Linked DNA regions of Homo sapiens: region 1 is linked to region 2. A link is an interaction called in ENCODE POLR2A ChIA-PET data of the cell type or tissue named here. Cell type or tissue: PC-3. All regions are shown on one strand. Each heading gives the region's core, and the rest is flanking DNA. Links, peaks and the distances in the headings are about the cores only.

What was found. ChIA-PET counts read pairs that join two places held together with the same protein. Peaks named below come from ENCODE experiments on the same cell type or tissue, not always from the same donor. Only the 100,000 strongest peaks of a DNase experiment are listed, where the experiment ranks them.
Region 1: POLR2A ChIA-PET joins it to region 2 with 5 read pairs; 14 of 35 experiments call an interaction of 5 or more read pairs at or near these places.

Annotation. Positions count from the first base shown.
Region 1 is chr9:5,467,447-5,472,197 of GRCh38, forward strand. CD274 (CD274 molecule) reads left to right here. Exons shown (of 7, transcript NM_014143.4): 7 at 394-3,108. The coding sequence ends at 416. All of the region lies in intron 2 of INCR1 (interferon stimulated noncoding RNA 1), which reads right to left. Among named protein-coding and RNA genes, the nearest start is that of CD274, 19 kb to the left of the region's middle. In PC-3, for the core only: no CTCF peak of the experiment used is centred there; no DNase peak of the experiment used is centred there.
Region 2 is chr9:5,618,880-5,624,617 of GRCh38, forward strand. The region is part of intron 1 of INCR1 (interferon stimulated noncoding RNA 1); the gene reads right to left. Among named protein-coding and RNA genes, the nearest start is that of RIC1, 7.4 kb to the right of the region's middle. In PC-3, for the core only: no CTCF peak of the experiment used is centred there; DNase peaks (open chromatin) are centred at 2,682 and 3,282; H3K27ac peaks cover 2,751 bases.

The sequences.
Region 1 (4,751 bases), core at 1-4,000, 150 kb before region 2:
AGAAGAAAGTTATATTAAGGTTTCTAATTTTTTTAATGTAGTTAGAAACCAAACTTAACAATGAGCCCAAGTTTAAAGCAGTCTAATTAACCTGGACAAGCTCAGGCAAGTTTCATTCTGTGGCCCATAGCATCATCTGTGTTGTAAAGCTAAGTAGCAAATGTTGTTTGGGTCATGCTGGGGGACAAGCCATCCCAATTTGCTCAGGACTGAGGGGTTTTCCAGGATATCATGTAAGGATAATTGGGTACAAATATAACCTGCTGCTTTCTCTCATTTCAAATTTATCATTTATCATATCAGCAACTATGAGTTATGTTTTTTATTAGATTTCTTGTTACTTTTTCCCCAGACCACTTCCCATGAAATTAATATACTATTATCACTCTCCAGATACACATTTGGAGGAGACGTAATCCAGCATTGGAACTTCTGATCTTCAAGCAGGGATTCTCAACCTGTGGTTTAGGGGTTCATCGGGGCTGAGCGTGACAAGAGGAAGGAATGGGCCCGTGGGATGCAGGCAATGTGGGACTTAAAAGGCCCAAGCACTGAAAATGGAACCTGGCGAAAGCAGAGGAGGAGAATGAAGAAAGATGGAGTCAAACAGGGAGCCTGGAGGGAGACCTTGATACTTTCAAATGCCTGAGGGGCTCATCGACGCCTGTGACAGGGAGAAAGGATACTTCTGAACAAGGAGCCTCCAAGCAAATCATCCATTGCTCATCCTAGGAAGACGGGTTGAGAATCCCTAATTTGAGGGTCAGTTCCTGCAGAAGTGCCCTTTGCCTCCACTCAATGCCTCAATTTGTTTTCTGCATGACTGAGAGTCTCAGTGTTGGAACGGGACAGTATTTATGTATGAGTTTTTCCTATTTATTTTGAGTCTGTGAGGTCTTCTTGTCATGTGAGTGTGGTTGTGAATGATTTCTTTTGAAGATATATTGTAGTAGATGTTACAATTTTGTCGCCAAACTAAACTTGCTGCTTAATGATTTGCTCACATCTAGTAAAACATGGAGTATTTGTAAGGTGCTTGGTCTCCTCTATAACTACAAGTATACATTGGAAGCATAAAGATCAAACCGTTGGTTGCATAGGATGTCACCTTTATTTAACCCATTAATACTCTGGTTGACCTAATCTTATTCTCAGACCTCAAGTGTCTGTGCAGTATCTGTTCCATTTAAATATCAGCTTTACAATTATGTGGTAGCCTACACACATAATCTCATTTCATCGCTGTAACCACCCTGTTGTGATAACCACTATTATTTTACCCATCGTACAGCTGAGGAAGCAAACAGATTAAGTAACTTGCCCAAACCAGTAAATAGCAGACCTCAGACTGCCACCCACTGTCCTTTTATAATACAATTTACAGCTATATTTTACTTTAAGCAATTCTTTTATTCAAAAACCATTTATTAAGTGCCCTTGCAATATCAATCGCTGTGCCAGGCATTGAATCTACAGATGTGAGCAAGACAAAGTACCTGTCCTCAAGGAGCTCATAGTATAATGAGGAGATTAACAAGAAAATGTATTATTACAATTTAGTCCAGTGTCATAGCATAAGGATGATGCGAGGGGAAAACCCGAGCAGTGTTGCCAAGAGGAGGAAATAGGCCAATGTGGTCTGGGACGGTTGGATATACTTAAACATCTTAATAATCAGAGTAATTTTCATTTACAAAGAGAGGTCGGTACTTAAAATAACCCTGAAAAATAACACTGGAATTCCTTTTCTAGCATTATATTTATTCCTGATTTGCCTTTGCCATATAATCTAATGCTTGTTTATATAGTGTCTGGTATTGTTTAACAGTTCTGTCTTTTCTATTTAAATGCCACTAAATTTTAAATTCATACCTTTCCATGATTCAAAATTCAAAAGATCCCATGGGAGATGGTTGGAAAATCTCCACTTCATCCTCCAAGCCATTCAAGTTTCCTTTCCAGAAGCAACTGCTACTGCCTTTCATTCATATGTTCTTCTAAAGATAGTCTACATTTGGAAATGTATGTTAAAAGCACGTATTTTTAAAATTTTTTTCCTAAATAGTAACACATTGTATGTCTGCTGTGTACTTTGCTATTTTTATTTATTTTAGTGTTTCTTATATAGCAGATGGAATGAATTTGAAGTTCCCAGGGCTGAGGATCCATGCCTTCTTTGTTTCTAAGTTATCTTTCCCATAGCTTTTCATTATCTTTCATATGATCCAGTATATGTTAAATATGTCCTACATATACATTTAGACAACCACCATTTGTTAAGTATTTGCTCTAGGACAGAGTTTGGATTTGTTTATGTTTGCTCAAAAGGAGACCCATGGGCTCTCCAGGGTGCACTGAGTCAATCTAGTCCTAAAAAGCAATCTTATTATTAACTCTGTATGACAGAATCATGTCTGGAACTTTTGTTTTCTGCTTTCTGTCAAGTATAAACTTCACTTTGATGCTGTACTTGCAAAATCACATTTTCTTTCTGGAAATTCCGGCAGTGTACCTTGACTGCTAGCTACCCTGTGCCAGAAAAGCCTCATTCGTTGTGCTTGAACCCTTGAATGCCACCAGCTGTCATCACTACACAGCCCTCCTAAGAGGCTTCCTGGAGGTTTCGAGATTCAGATGCCCTGGGAGATCCCAGAGTTTCCTTTCCCTCTTGGCCATATTCTGGTGTCAATGACAAGGAGTACCTTGGCTTTGCCACATGTCAAGGCTGAAGAAACAGTGTCTCCAACAGAGCTCCTTGTGTTATCTGTTTGTACATGTGCATTTGTACAGTAATTGGTGTGACAGTGTTCTTTGTGTGAATTACAGGCAAGAATTGTGGCTGAGCAAGGCACATAGTCTACTCAGTCTATTCCTAAGTCCTAACTCCTCCTTGTGGTGTTGGATTTGTAAGGCACTTTATCCCTTTTGTCTCATGTTTCATCGTAAATGGCATAGGCAGAGATGATACCTAATTCTGCATTTGATTGTCACTTTTTGTACCTGCATTAATTTAATAAAATATTCTTATTTATTTTGTTACTTGGTACACCAGCATGTCCATTTTCTTGTTTATTTTGTGTTTAATAAAATGTTCAGTTTAACATCCCAGTGGAGAAAGTTACTTGGAATATTTGCAGCCTTGTTCCTAGTTCTTTTTTCATTGCTTATACAGCATGTTTTTATACAGCATGCTTTTGAATCCTGCACAATGAAAAAAGTATCAAAAGATTTTATTTTAAAAAAGAATGTATTGAAAATTTTCATTCTCTCTCATTCGGCAGCTTCCTTTAGGACCATACCAAGAAGAGTCAAAATCCTGTCATCTACATTGAAGATCTAAGGGAGAGAGGGTGGGAGAGAAGGAGTGGAACCCAATAGAACTATAGGGAAACAAAGGGACTTACCTCTAAGAAAGTACTTTTCCCAGATCTGTAAACGGGTATGCAATCCAGTGTGTAGGAAGATAGATGTATTGCAGTCTTCAAGTTTTGAAAATAAAGCGAGGAAACTAGAACTAAGCCAAGTTGAGGATTAAGGGCTAGCAATGGTTAGGACCATAGATCTGTGGTTTTAAACAAGCATGACAAAACTTATCATTCAAGGAAGTATAGACCTTTTAATGTGTCATCCGGTGAGATTTTAGTCATGAAATTCCATTTTAAAAGACTATCACTTATTTGAATCAGATACTCTTAAAGGATTATAATGGCTATTTCTAAGAATATGTGTTTGACTCTAGATGCTTTTGTTTGTTTGTTTTTGAGACAGAGTTTTGCTCTTGTCACCCAGGCTGGAGTGCAATGGCACTATCTCAGCTCACTGCAACCTCCGCCTCCAGGTTCAACTGATTCTCCTGCCTCAGCCCCTCGAGTAGCTGGGATTACAGGCACCTGCCACCACTCCTGGCTAATTTTTGTACTTTTAGTAGAGACAGGGTTTCACAATGTTGGCCAGGCTGATCTCGAACTCCTGACCTCAGGTGATCCACCCATCTCAGCCTCCCAAAGGGCTGGGATTACAGGTGTGAGCCACGGTGCCTGGCCTCTGGATGTTTTCAGTAGTAATGATGATGCACTATTTATGCTAGCCCTTGGGCAGTCAAAGCAATAAAAATGTGTGCTAGACATCAAGATATCTGGCCTTCCTAATCAGGAAAGGATATGGAGAACTAGTCTTCCTGGCTTGCCTTGGTGGTATGGAAATTTTGTGACACTTGAGGGGTCTGTATTATAGAAAAGTTAATATGAAAATGGTTCATAAGCTTTCATTAAACTTTTGTTCTAGTCCCTTTTACAAGTGTGTGCCTGTCTGCCACAAGTAGGCCTAATATATTTTTTAAGTTTTATTTTTAATTGACATATAATTGACTTTTTTTTATTATTATACTTTAAGTTCTAGGGTACATGTGCACAAAATGTAGGTTTGTTACATATGTATACATGTGCCATGTTGGTGTGCTGCACCCATTAACTCGTCATTTACATTAGGTACATCTCCTAATACTATCCCTCCCTCCTCCCCGTACCCCACGACAGGCCCCGGTGTGTGATGTTCCCCATCCTGTGTCCAAGTGTTCTCATTGTTCATTTCCCACCTATGAGTGAGAACATGCGGTGTTTGGTTTTTTGTCCTTGCAATAGTTTGCTGAGAATGGTTTCCAGCTTCATCCACGTCCCTACAAAGGACATGAACTCATCCTTTTCTATGGCTGCATAGTATTCCATGGGGTATATGTGCCACATTTTCTTACT
Region 2 (5,738 bases), core at 736-4,735:
CATGTTACTGTACTGAATACTATAGGCAATTATAACACAATAAGTATTTGCATATCTAAACACAGAAAAGTTACAGTAAAAATACGGTATAAAAGATTTAAAAAAAAATGATACACCCATACAAGGCACTTACTATGAATGGAGCTTGCAGGACTGGAAGTTGCTCTGGGTGTCACTGGATGAGTGGTGAGTGAATATGAAGGCCCAGAACATTCCTATACACCACTGTAGACTTTATAAACACTGTACACTTAGGCAATAAATTTATTTACAAATTTTTCTTTCTTCAATAATAAATTAACCTTTGCTTACTGTAATTTTTTACTTTATAAACTTTAGTTTTTTAAACTTTTAAACTCTTGTAATAACAGCTTAAAACACAAATATGTTGTGCAACTGTATAAAAACTATTTTCTTTCTTTATATTCTTATTCTATAAGCTCTTATCCATTTTTATTTTATTATTTATTTGAGTTGGAGTCTCGCTGTGTTGCCCAGGCTGGAGTGCAATGGCGCTATCTCGGCTCACCACAACCTCCGCCTCCTGGGTTCAAGCAATTCTCCTGCCTCAGCCTCCCAAGTAGCTGGGATTACAGGCGCCCACCACCACGCCTGGCTAATTTTTGTATTTTTAGTAGAGACAGGGTTTCACCATGTTGGCCAGGCTGGTCTCAAACTCCTGACCTCGTGATCCACCTGCCTCAGCCTCCCAAAGTGCTGGGATTACAGGCGTGAGCCACCAAGCGTGGCCCATTTTTATTTTTATTTTTTCTCAGACACAGTCTCACTCTGTCGCCTAGGCTGTAGTGTAGTGGTGGGATCCAGCTCATTACAACCTCTACCTCCCAGGTTCAAGAGATTCTCGTGCCTCAGCCTCCTGAGTAGCTGGGATTACAGGTGCACACCACCACACCCGGCTAATTTTTGTATTTTTTAAATTTTTTGTAGAGATAGGGTTTCGCTATGTTGGCCAGGCTGGTCTCGAACTCCTGGCCTCAAGTGATCCGCCCACCTTGGCCTCCCAAAATGCTGGGATTACAGCCATGAGCTACCACGCCCGGCCTATTGTTAAAAAATTTAATTTTTAAAAACTTTTAAAACATTTTTGTTAAAAACTAAGACACAACTACGTAAGCCTAGGATTACACGGGGTCAGGTCATTAATATTAGTGTCTTACACCTCCACATCTTGTTCCACTGTTAAGTTTTTTTTTTTTTTTTGACAGGGTCTCACTCTGTCACACACACTGGAGTGCAGTGGCGTGACTAAAGCTCACTGCAACCTGGAACTCCTGGGATCAAGTGATACTCCTGCCTCAATCTTCCAAGTAGCTAGGACTACAGGCATGTGTCACCATGCCTGACTAGTTTTTTAAAAAATTGATTCGTAGAGACAGGGTCTTGCTACCTTGCCCAGGCTGGTCTTGAACTCCTGCCTCAAGGGATCCTCCCACCTTGGCCTCCGAAAGGGCAGGGATTACAGGTATGAGCCACCACATGGGCCTCCCACTGAAAGTTGCTGAGAGGCAATAACACACATAGAGGTGTCATATCCTGTAACAATGCCTTCTTTTGGAATACCTCCCTGAAGGACCTGCCTAAAGTTGTTTTACGGTTAAGTTTATTTTTTAAGTAGAAAGCGTACCCTTTAAAATAAAGAAAAATAGCATAGTAAATACATAAACTAGTGACATAGTCATTTGTTATTAAGTATCATATACTATATATAATTGTGTTATACTCGTATTTAACTGGCAGTGCAATAGGTTTGTTTACATAGGCATCAACACAAACACATGAGTAATACATTGTGTTATGGCAGTATGACAGTATCATGTCACCAGGTGATAGGAATTTTTCAGCTGCATTATAACCTCATGGGACCACCATTCTAAATGCAGGCTGTCACTGACTGAAACATCATTATATGGTACAGGACTATACTCATCACTCAGCTTCAAAGAAAAACAACTCATGGCCAATTTTGTTTCATATATATTTCACTCACCCCCAGATTATTTTGAAGCAAAACCCAGACATCATATCAATTCAGCTGAGATATTACTTACTTTCAGAAGGGACAAATGAAATCAAGAGGCTATCCCAGTCCAGGCAAGGTGGCTCACGCCTGTAATCCTAGCACTTTGGGAGGCCTAGGTGGGTTGATCACCTGAGGTCAGGAGTTCAAGACCAGCCTGGCCAACATGGTGAAACCCCCATTTCTACTAAAAACACAAAAATTAGCTGGGCGTGGTAGCATATGCCTGTAATCCCAGCTACGCAGGAGGCTGAGGCAGGAGAATCGCTGGAACCCAAGAGGCGGAGGCTGCAGTGAGCCGAGATCTTACCAATGAAGTCCAAGCAGGGGAACAGAACAAGACTCATCTCAGAAAAAAAAGCCACCCAGGAAGCAAATACAACAGTTTATACGATAAAAGTGTAATCAGGTTGAATATTAAAAATATATTAAAGTCATAAATGAAAGCAGTACCATTTTCAATGGATATTATCATAGGTTCTTACGGAGGTCTCCAAATACCGAGAGTAGTATGCTCAGACCCAAAATCCAGCCACAGCTCCATCATCACAAGCCTGTGAATACGTGCGAAAGTACACAGGGCCTACTTTTAATCTGGTGACTCAGGGTACCCTTCCTCCTCATCTTCTTCTCACTAGGCTTGGGACTGAGCCAGAAGCTACACATTACACTACTCCCTTTGACTTGCCAGTTCTGCAAGGTCCTACTTAAAGCAGAACAAACAAACAGGACATTACTAATCATAAGCAATTTAACTTTTTAAAATAACTTTATTCTTATCACAAAAGTAACATGAACTCATTACAGACAATTTGGCAAATCCAAAATCCCAAGGAAGAACATAAAAAGTACCTATAATTGCATTTTCCCCATTTTTTATTAGGCACATATGTAATTTTTTTATAAACATGAGATTATATTTTACATACTGTATTTAATCTGTTTTCATTACTTTCTAATATATACTGAATATACTTCCAAGTGATTAAATATTCTTCCTCAACATAAGCTTTTATTTTTGCAAAATACTCAGGTGTAAGGAAGGACAGTAATTAATGTCTTTTTGGAGACATTTAGATTATTCCCACTTAGATACACCTTTAGATTTAAAGCTAAAATTCTGTAAATATCAGTGTTTATTTCCTTAGAAAATAATCATAGGAAAGAAATCCAGGCATACTTCAGAGATATTGCAGGCTGGGTTCCAGACCAACCCAATAAAGTGAATATTGCAATAAGATGAGTCACACACATTTTTTGGTTTGCAAGTAGTTATAAAAGTTATGTTTAGACTGTTCTGTCATCTATTAAGTGTGTAATAGTATTTTGTCTAAAAAATGTGTATACTTTAATTTAGAAAATACTTTATTGCAGCCGAGCATGGTGACTCATGCCTATAATCCCAGTACTTTGGGAGGCCGAGGCGGGCAGATCACCTGAGGTCAGGAGTTCAAGACTAGCCTGGCCAACATGGGGAAACTCCATCTCTACTAAAAATACAAAAATTAGCCAGGCATGGTGGCACACGCCTGTAATCCCAGCTACTCGGGAGGCTGAGGCAGGAGAATCGCTTGAACCTGGGAGGCGGAGGTTGCAGTCAGCCGAGATTGTACCACTGTACTCCAGCCTGGGTGACAGAGCGAGACTCCATCTCAAAATATATATATTATTGCTAACAAAATGCTAATGATCTTCAGAGCTTCCAGCAAATAGTAATCTCTTTGCTGCTGGAGGGTCTTGTCCCATGTTGATGGCTGCTGACTGATCAGGGTGGTGGTTGCTGAAGGCTGTAGTGACTGTTCCAAGTTTTTTTTTTTTTTTTGACATGGAGTCTTCCTCGGTCGCCAGGCTGGAGTGCAGTAGCGCGATCTCGGCTCACTGCAACCTCCGCCTCGCAGGTTCAAGCAATTCTCCTGCCTCAGCCTCCCGAGTAGCTGGGACTACAGGCGGGTGCCACCATGCCCAGCTAATTATTATTTTTTTAGTAGATACGGGGTTTCACCATGTTGGCTAGGATGGTCTCGATCTCTTGACCTTGTGATCTGCCTGCCTTGGCCTCCCAAAGTGCTGGGATTACAGGTGTGAGCCACCGCACCTGGCCCCTTTCCAGAAGGTTTTAGATTCACTTTGCTCAGATCCATCAGAGGAATCACTGTGTATAGCAGATCCACTATGTATAGCTGCATTTCATAGCAGCTCTAGCCTTATGAAATGTATTTCTTAAATAATAAGACTTAAAAGTCAAAATTATTCCTTGGTCCACAGCTACAGAATGGATATTGCATTAGCAGGCAAGGAAACAGCATTAATCTCCTTGTATGTCTCCATCAGAATTCTAGGATGGCTAGATGCACTGTCCGTGAACAGTGAAAGTTTGAACTATGTATAGCAGATTCACTATGTATAGCTGCATTTCATAGCAGCTGTAGCCTTATGAAATATATTCCTTAAATAATAAGACTTAAAAGCCAAAATTACTCCTTGGTCCATGGGCTACAGAATGGATACTGCATTAGCAGGCAAGGAAACAGCATTAATCTCCTTGTATGTCTCCATAAATACTCTAAGATGGCTAGATGTGCTATCCATGAACAGTGAAAGTTTGAAATGACTCTTTCATTCCAAGTAGTAGTTCTCAACAAGAGCTTAAAATATTCAATAAATCATACTGGAAACGGATGTGCTATCATCCATGCTTTGCTGTTCCATTTATAGAGCACAGGCAGAGTAGACTTGACATAATTCTTAAGGGCCTTAGGATTCTAGGAGTGGTAAATGAGCACTGGCTTCCACCAAAAAAGCCACCAGCATTATTAGCCGCTAACAAGGGAGTCAGCCTGTCCTTTGAAGCTTGGAAGCCAAGCACTGACTTTTCCTAACTATGGAAGTCCTAGATGGCATCTTATTCCAACAGATGGCTGTTTTGTCTACACTGAAGATCTGTTGTTTAATGTAGCCACCTTTATCAAAGATCTTAGCTAGATCTTCTGGATAACTTGCTGTAGCTTCTACGTCAGTACTTGCTACTTCACCTTGCAGTTTCATGTTATGGACACAGCTTCTTTTGGTAAACCTCATGAACCAACCTCTGCTAGCTTCAAATGTTTCTTCTGCAGTTTCCTTGCCTCCCTTAGGCTTCACAGAATTGAAGAGAGCTAGGGCACTGCTCTGGCCTAGGCTTTGGCTTAAGGGAATGCTTTTTAAAAACTGGTTTTTGCTTCATTTTAGAGACAGGGTCTCACTCTATCACCCAGGCTAGAGTGCAGTGGCGCAGATAGCTCATTGTAATCTGGAACTCCCAGGCTCAAGTGATCCCCGTCTCAGCCTCCCAAGTAGCTAGGACTACAGGTGCACACCATCATACCCAGCTAATTAAAACATTTTTTTTTAAAGAAATGGGGTCTTGCTATATTGCTCAGGCTGGTCTCGAAGTCTTAGGCTCAAGTAATCCTCCTGTCTCAGCCTCCCACAGTGCTGGGATTAAGGCATGAGGCACTGCGTCTGGTTTAAGGGAATGTTGTAGCTTGCTTGATCTCCTACCCAGACCATTAAAACTTTCTCCAGGTCAGCAACAAGGCTGTTTTGTTTTATCATTCCTATGTTCTCCAAAGTGGTACTTTTACTTTCCTTTAAGAACTTTTTTTCCTTTGCATTCATAACTTGGCTAACTGGTACAAGAGGCCTAGCTTTTGGCCTATCT